3 separate regions of the Homo sapiens genome follow, and all the other regions are linked to region 1. Evidence: read pairs that join two places in POLR2A ChIA-PET (ENCODE). Cell type or tissue: GM12878. All regions are shown on one strand.

What was found. Peaks named below come from ENCODE experiments on the same cell type or tissue, not always from the same donor. Only the 100,000 strongest peaks of a DNase experiment are listed, where the experiment ranks them.
Region 2: POLR2A ChIA-PET joins it to region 1 with 5 read pairs; 2 of 35 experiments call an interaction of 5 or more read pairs at or near these places.
Region 3: POLR2A ChIA-PET joins it to region 1 with 8 read pairs; 1 of 35 experiments calls an interaction of 5 or more read pairs at or near these places.

What each region holds. Positions count from the first base shown.
Region 1 is chr22:44,189,773-44,192,272 of GRCh38, reverse strand. PARVG (parvin gamma) reads right to left here. Exons shown (of 14, transcript NM_022141.7): 7 at 1,607-1,722; 8 at 169-224. Among named protein-coding and RNA genes, the nearest start is that of PARVG, 10 kb to the right of the region's middle. RefSeq lists an enhancer at 1-101 and a silencer at 1,191-1,280. In GM12878, no CTCF peak of the experiment used is centred here; a DNase peak (open chromatin) is centred at 1,095; H3K27ac peaks cover 352 bases.
Region 2 is chr22:44,041,147-44,043,646 of GRCh38, reverse strand. All of the region lies in intron 1 of PARVB (parvin beta), which reads right to left. Among named protein-coding and RNA genes, the nearest start is that of PARVB, 18 kb to the right of the region's middle. RefSeq lists an enhancer at 1,358-1,467. In GM12878, no CTCF peak of the experiment used is centred here; a DNase peak (open chromatin) is centred at 1,136; H3K4me3 peaks cover 651 bases; H3K27ac peaks cover 1,819 bases.
Region 3 is chr22:45,248,056-45,250,555 of GRCh38, reverse strand. No RefSeq gene overlaps it. Among named protein-coding and RNA genes, the nearest start is that of KIAA0930, 8.4 kb to the right of the region's middle. RefSeq lists an enhancer at 875-924. In GM12878, no CTCF peak of the experiment used is centred here; a DNase peak (open chromatin) is centred at 1,185; H3K4me3 peaks cover 261 bases; H3K27ac peaks cover 2,164 bases.

The sequences.
Region 1 (2,500 bases):
CTGCCGTGGGATTGAGAGGTCAGCGCAGCATTTTCGGGTCTGAGAGAAAGCCACAGAATGTGAGGGCCCTTCCCACAAAGGTCAGGCAGATCTGCCCTGGCCCCCACCCTGCCCCCATCCACCGCTGTGAGCCCCAGCCCCACCCATGGGCCCTCATCCTTCCCTCACCTGTATTCAGTGAGCTGTTCCACCAACTTCTCTGACTTCAGACCACTTTTGGTGCTCTAAGAAAAATAAAGGGGGAAGAAATTAAATAATCCAGAAAACTCTGGGGCCCAAAGAAGCCCCAGTGATCCGTTTGCTCTGTATCATCCCTCCTCAGGACAGCCTCTGGCTTAATTGTCTTTCTTCCCCAGGAGTCTTGAGGTTGGGGATGTGTCTGCCTCACTCCCCAAGGCATCCCCAGAGTCTCACAGTGGGAGGAGGGCAGTATCAATGAGCATGTGACTATGAACAAATGAATGGTGAAGGAGTGAATCAATGAAGTCACTTCTGATTTATGTTGGCAGTATAGACCAAGCCACACAACTGCTTGGTAGGGAATTATAATCAATGGTTTTAAAAAACAGTAGAAAGCCGGGTGTGGTGGCTCACGCCTGTAATCCCAGCACTTTAGGAGACTAAGACAGGTGGATGGCTTGAGCTCAGGAGTTCAAGACCAGCCTGGGCAACACGGTGAAACCCCATCTCTGCCAAAAATACAAAAAATTAGCCAGGCACAGTGTCTCAAATCTGTAGTCCCAGCTACTTGGGAGGCTGAGGTGGGAGGATCACTTGAGCTGGAGAGGCAGAAGTTGCAGTGAGCCAAGATTGTACCACTGCATTCCAGCCTGAGCAATAGAGCAAGACGCCATCTCAAAAAAAAAAAAAAAAAAAAAAAAAAATAGAAATGACTCTGACTGGGTGTGGCCAAACTTGGCTTATTCTCTTGGGGCGAGTCAGAGGCAAGCCCTCACACACAAAGCCCCTATGCATGAGGGACCCGAGGCTGGGGTGGGGTGGGGGCGGTCATGAGAAGCAAAGAGCTGGTGGGGCCCCCTATTGTGATGCTCAGAGTCTGTCTGGAGAGGGAAGTCGTGGATTCCTGGGTATTAACCGCAGCACAGGCAGGCCGCATGCTAGACAGAACATCTGAGGGTGGGGAAACCCGGCAAGGTTCCTAGAAAGAGAACAGGGCACTGTCACAGCCATCGGTAATCTCACAGGAGACAGTACCCTCATGGTGAGAGCATTGGTTTTGCTCAGGGCGTGAAGGCTCCCCGTGGCAATGAACGGACGGCCACGCATGGCTCAGGGATATGGCCTGACAGCCCCTGGCCTCAGCCTCTGCCAGCCAGATGCCCTCTGCTGAGGTCAAGTGGAGCTGGCCAGCCGTGGACCTCCTCATGCCCCCAGGCCTCCGCCAGCCCCACTAGACCCTTACCAGCCCGTCCCCAGCTCCAGACAGCACCCCCTGGCCATCCTGGCTGGATTCTATTTCTCAGGGTTCCCTGAAACTCACCCTGGGTCAGCCCCGCCCCAGCCAGCTCCACCCATGCAGGGTACGGCAATGGGGGCCCAAGAGGCTCAGCTTCTGCTTACAAATCCCTGGGGCCCAGGCTGCTACCTCGATAGTGATGACCTCCACCTGGACGTTGGTTGGGAGGGAGAGGTCGGGCTGGAAGCGCTTGGCCAGGGCCACAAGGAGGTGCAGGGTAGACAACAGGTCCTTGTTGAAGATGCCTGGGAAGAGAGTGGAGACAGGTCAGAGCCCAGGAGGCCGCCAAAACGTGCAGCCAAATGGAGGCTTCCTCACTGTCAGAACAACCATCTGCAGACCAAGGAGGTCTGTGTCCAGCCTTCTGGAGAGCAGAGATCTGGAGATACGTGTTCAGAACCTAAAAATCATCACACTTCACCCCATCATCTCACTTCTTAGAATATAGCCCAGGGGTATGATCTACCTTGTGGAAGGGGCTCTAGACACAAAGATGTTTACTGCAGCACTGTTTACAATCGGAAACAACCAAGTGACCTCTGGGAAGGCACTGGCTGAACGATCATTAGATTTCAGCTGCATGTGACTTAATTCAGGGTTGATTTCATCAACATCAATTACTGATTGTGAGACCTTACAGGCTGCGAATGCAGGCGCATGGGACCCAACAAAACCTGGGTTTGAAAACGGACTCTGTTAAATCCTCACCGCCCAACCTTGGAGAAGCTGCATAATTTCTTTCAGCCTCAGTTTTCTCATCTGGGTGGGGTGGGGGGATATGGAGAATTGAAGGGAAGGAAATCTATACCAAACTGTGAACCAGGTGGGGTGGGGAAGTCTAGGTGTTTGGCACGCTCTCTTGGTTTTTGTGTTTCTTTGATAAGGAGTCTCACTCTTGTAGCCCAGACTGGAGTGAAGTGGTGCAATCTGGGCTCACTGCAACCTCTGCCTCCCAGGTTCAAGCGATTCTCCTGCCTCAGCCTCCTGAGTAGCTGGGATTACAGGCACCGGCCACCACGCCCA
Region 2 (2,500 bases), 150 kb after region 1:
CCAGCACTTTGGGAGGCTGAGGCAGACGGATCACGGGGTCAGGAGATTGAGACCATCCTGGCCAACATGGTGAAACCCTGTCTCTACGAAAAATACAAAAAATTAGCCAGGCGTGGTGGCGGGCACCTGTAGTCCCAGCTACTCGGGTGGCCAAGGAGGAGAATGGCGTGATCCCGGGAGGCGGAGCTTGCAGTGAGCTGAGATCGCACCACTGCACTCCAGCATGGGCGACAGAGCAAGACTCCGTCTCAAAATAAATAAATAAATAAATAAATAAGTGTACAATTCAATGATTTTTAGTAAATTCACAGAGCTGTGTAACCATCACCATTGTCAATGTAAGAACATTTTCGTCACCCCCAAAATAATCCCTGTACCCATGAGGGGTCACTGTACCTTCCCCAGGCTTTGGGAACCACTAATCTTACTTTCTGTCTCTATCAATTTGCCTATTCTAGATATTCAAATAAATGGAATCACACAGTATTTATCCTTTTGCAAATGGCTTCCCTCACTGAGCCTGTTTTCCAGATTCACCCATGTTGTAGCATGGATCCATATGTCATTCCTTTTCGTTGCTGAATAGTATTCTATCGTATGGATGGAGCATAGTTTGCTTATCCACTCATCAGTTAACGGACATCTGGGTTGGGTCCACTCCACGGCAACCACAGAGTGCGCCAGTAAACCTTAAACAAACACAAGTCTCCTTCGGTAACAACGCTCATTCTCTGGTTCTGATCAAGCCAGCTAAGTATTTACAAAAAGGATATTCTTTTTTCTCCAGCAGATCTTCTACACAAGAAAATTAAGAGCTGTAACAAAGCAGGGCTCTAGGAAAGAAAAACTAAATAATAATTGTAGAAACATGTCCTTGCAATGAGGCCCAAGCAAAGAAACAAAATAAAATAGAAACAATGCCCAGCTGCACACACAGTTAAGATTGAAATTCTCCCTGCGCTGCTCCAACAAAATTTCAAATCATTAAAATCTCATTATACTAATAATATGTTTTCCAGATAAATTTAACTAAAACACTCTCTTCCCCTAACAAAGTGCAGACGTTCTCAGCAGCAGCAGTGCAGGACGTGTGAAGACACGGGCCAGTTCCCAGGGTGGCGTGTCTTCTCGTCCCATCTCTGCAAATGCCTACAGCTGTAACCACATCACAAGTGACAGCTTACTGGGGAGATGAGCCTCTACAGTTCCAAAGCCCCAGCCCCTTCACTTCGGAGTCTCGCTCTGTCACCCAGGCTGGAGTGAAGTGGCACAATCTCGGCTCACCGCAACCTCCGCCACCCGGGTTCAAGCGATTCTCCCACCTCAGCCTCCTGAGCAGCTGGGATTACAGGCACCCACCACCAGGCCTGGCTAATTTTTGTATTTTTAGTAGAGACAGGGTTTCACTTGTTGGCCAGGCTGGTCTCAAACTCCTGACCTCAGGCAATCCACCTGCCTCGGCCTCCAAAAGTGCTGGGATTACAGGCATGAGCCACCGCGCCCAGCCTAGATTTTCTTAAGTGAAAGCAATTCTCCCAATATGTCATATGGCCTCATTGTATGTTTATTATTTCGTCTGCTCACCACCAACCCAGCCCCTGGTCTCTTCTCTTCCCAGGCCTCTTCTCCACCTGATGGATAAAGTGGGGGAGTGGCCGTGGTGGCAATAAGAATGGAGATGAGATGCCAATGAGAACAAAGGCTGACACCTATGTAGGGTATGTATGAATGTATGTATGTATTTATTTATTTATTTATTTTTGAGGCAGGGTCTCGCTCTGTCACCCAGGCTGGAATGTAGTGGTGCAATCTCGACTCACTGCAGCCTCAGCCTTCCATGCTCAAGCCATTCTCCCCCTCAGCCTCCGGGGTAGCTGGGACCACAGGCATGGGCCACCACGCCTGGCTATTTTTTTCTATTTTTTGGTAGAGAGGGGGTCTCACTATGTAGCCTAGGCTGGTCTCAAACTCCTGGGCTCAAGCAATCCTCCTGCCTTAGCCTCCTAAAGTGCTGAGATTACAGGCGTGAACCACTGTGCCTGGCCTGTAGGGCTTTTATTATGTATCAGGCCCAGTCATTTCCCCCCAGTATTTCATTATTAAAAGTTTCAAACACATAGAAACATCTAAAGAACTTTATTTTATTTTATTTTTTGAGAGGGAGTCTTGCTCTGTCACCCTGGCCGGAGTGCAGTGGCACAATTTCAGTTCACTGCAACCTCCACCTCCCGGGTTCAAGCGATTCTCCTGCCTCAGCCTCCCAAGTGGCTGAGACCACAGGCATATGTCACTGTGCTCAGCTAATTTTTTGTATTTTTGTAGAGATGGAGTTTCACCATGTTGGCAAGACTGGTCTCGAACTCCTGACCTCAAGTGATCCACCCGCCTCGGCCTCCCAAAGTGCTGAGATTACAGGCATGGGCCCCCACTCCCAGCCAAGTAAAGTTTGAAGTGAACACTTGTATACCCACAGCCTACAGTCCACCACCCACCTTTGTCT
Region 3 (2,500 bases), 1.1 Mb before region 1:
AGAGACCTCGGCATACCACTGAGTGTTATTAAGAAGTGCTGTCTTTTCCCTTCTCTGGAGACGCTATCCCTCCAAGTGAGCAATGAGTTGTTAATTTTTCTTCTTTCTTTCTTTTTTTTTTTTAAGATGGAGTTTCACTCTTGTTGCCCAGGTTGGAGTGCAATGGCGCCATCTTGGCTCACTGCAACCTCTGCCTTCCAGGTTCAGGTGATTCCCATGCTTCAGCCTCCCAAGTAGCTGCGATTACAAGCGCCCACCACCATGCCTGGATAATTTTTGTATTTTTAGTAGTGACAGGGTTTCACCATGTTGGCCAGGCTGGTCTTGAACTCCTGACCTCAGGTGATCCACTCCCCCTCAGCCTCCCAAAGAGCTGGGATTACAGGCGTGAGTCACTGCACCTGGCCTAATTTTCTTCTTTCATCAATAGTTACCTTCCACGTGTGGGCCCCACCATCCATGTGGGCTGGAGGACAGAGCCATTTCCAGGCATTTGTTGGCCTGAGTCACTCTAGCTTTCAGAGGCTCAGCCTATATCATCTGCAACATGAATGCACCCTTATCAAAATGTTTCCCCTGAAAAATTCTGAAAAGATTTCAGGCCAGGCACAGCGGCTCATGCCTGTAATCCCAGCACTTTGGGAGGCCAAGGCGGGTGGATCACAAGGTCAGGAGATCGAGACCATCCTGACTAACACAGTGAAACCCAGTCTCTACTAAAAATACAAAAAAAAAAAAAAAAAAAAAATACCCGGGTGTGTTGGCGGGCGCCTGTAATCTACTAGGGAGGCTGAGGAAGGAGAATGGCGTGAACCTGGGAGGCGGAGCTTGCAGTGAGCTGAGATAGCGCCACTGCACTCCAGCCTGGGTGACAGAGTGAGACTCCGTCTCAAAAAAAAAAAAAAAATCTGAAAAGATTTCTATAATTTTGCCTTTGAATTTTCTTGGCTACGTGACTCTGCCTTTGCTAATCTTGGAGAAGGTACATAACCTCTGTATGCCTCGGTTTCCTCATGCATAAAACAGGAATAATGATGGCTCTTAAGTCATAGAATTCAGTGTGTTGACATATGTAAATTCATAACACCACGCCCAGCAGAGGTAAGTCCTGAATACACGTTTGCCAAATAAACTAAAATACCAGTAACTTTCAGTTTCTGATTTCTCGTCGACCATCTGGAACTCTCAGAATTCTTGCTACGTGAGAAAATCTAACCCACAAAGAGTTTTCAAATGTAGTAAAACTTTTATAAATACCAAATCGAAAAGATGACATAATCTTCCATCTTGTAGGTATTTAATGAAATGTCTATTAATTTTAATTTTGCCATTTTATTTTTGCATTTTACAGTAGTACACAATGTTAATTATTAACACAGTGTTCATCGCCCCTCAAAATTCTGTGAGCTCCAGCCCTGTGAGCCTAACCAATAACCTAGCATCAGCAGGGGCAGAGGTCACACAGATGCCTCCAAGGGGGCTGATTCTGAGATGACCAAATGGAGGCAATGACCAGACCTATTGCCCAGTCCCACCTGGCTCTGCTCACCAAAGCTTTGGGGGTGGGGAGATGCCAGGGAGCTGTGCTAGCAGAAGTCAAAAGGTTCTGTCCAGAGACAGGTAGGTCAGGTTCACCTGGATCACAGCCATGACCAGGCAGGAGGCAGAGGGTGCCAAGGCTGTGTGTTCATGGACAAGGGGAACATCTTCTGAACTGGAGCCTCAGGGGGCAGGAAAAGGGGAGCAGGCTCTCCAGCTCTCCCTGCCCTGGCCCACCCTACCTGTTCTCCCATGATGTTGGGGCTGGAAAGGCCCAAGGGGATATCTAGTTTAGCCTCCTTCTCATTGACAGATGGAGCAGGGCGCTGGAGCAGAAGGGATCTGCCTGTTTCAGGCTGCGCTGGTTTCAGGTGCCCCTGCCCTGGAGCACCCTGCATCTCCACTCCACTTCCCAGCAATGAAGCTGTCCTGTGTTGCATGACATAGGTTTTCTTCCTTCAAAACAGCATTCCAGGGCTGCGCGCGGTGGCTCATGCCTATAATTAATCCCAGCACTTTGGGAGACGGAGGTGGGTGGATCACTTGAGGTCAGGAGTTCGATACCAGCCTGGCCAACATGGTGAAACCCCGTCTCTACTAAAAACACACACAAATTAGCCGAGTGTGGTGGCACACGTCTGTAATCCCAGCTACTTGGGAGGCTGAGGCAGGAGAATCACTTGAACCTGGGAGGCGGAGGTTGCAGTAAGCCGAGATTGCGCCATTGCCCTCCAGCCTCAGTGACAAGAGCAAAACTCCATCTCGAAAACAAAACAAAACAAAAGAAAAAACACAGCATTCCAGGGCTGGGTGTCTGTAATCAATCCTAGCACTTTGGGAGATGGAGGTGGACAGATCACTTGAGGTCAGGAGTTCGAGACCAGCCTGGGTAACATGGCAGAACCCCACATCTCTACAAAAATACAAAAAAATTAGCCAGGCATGGTGTCACATGCCTGTA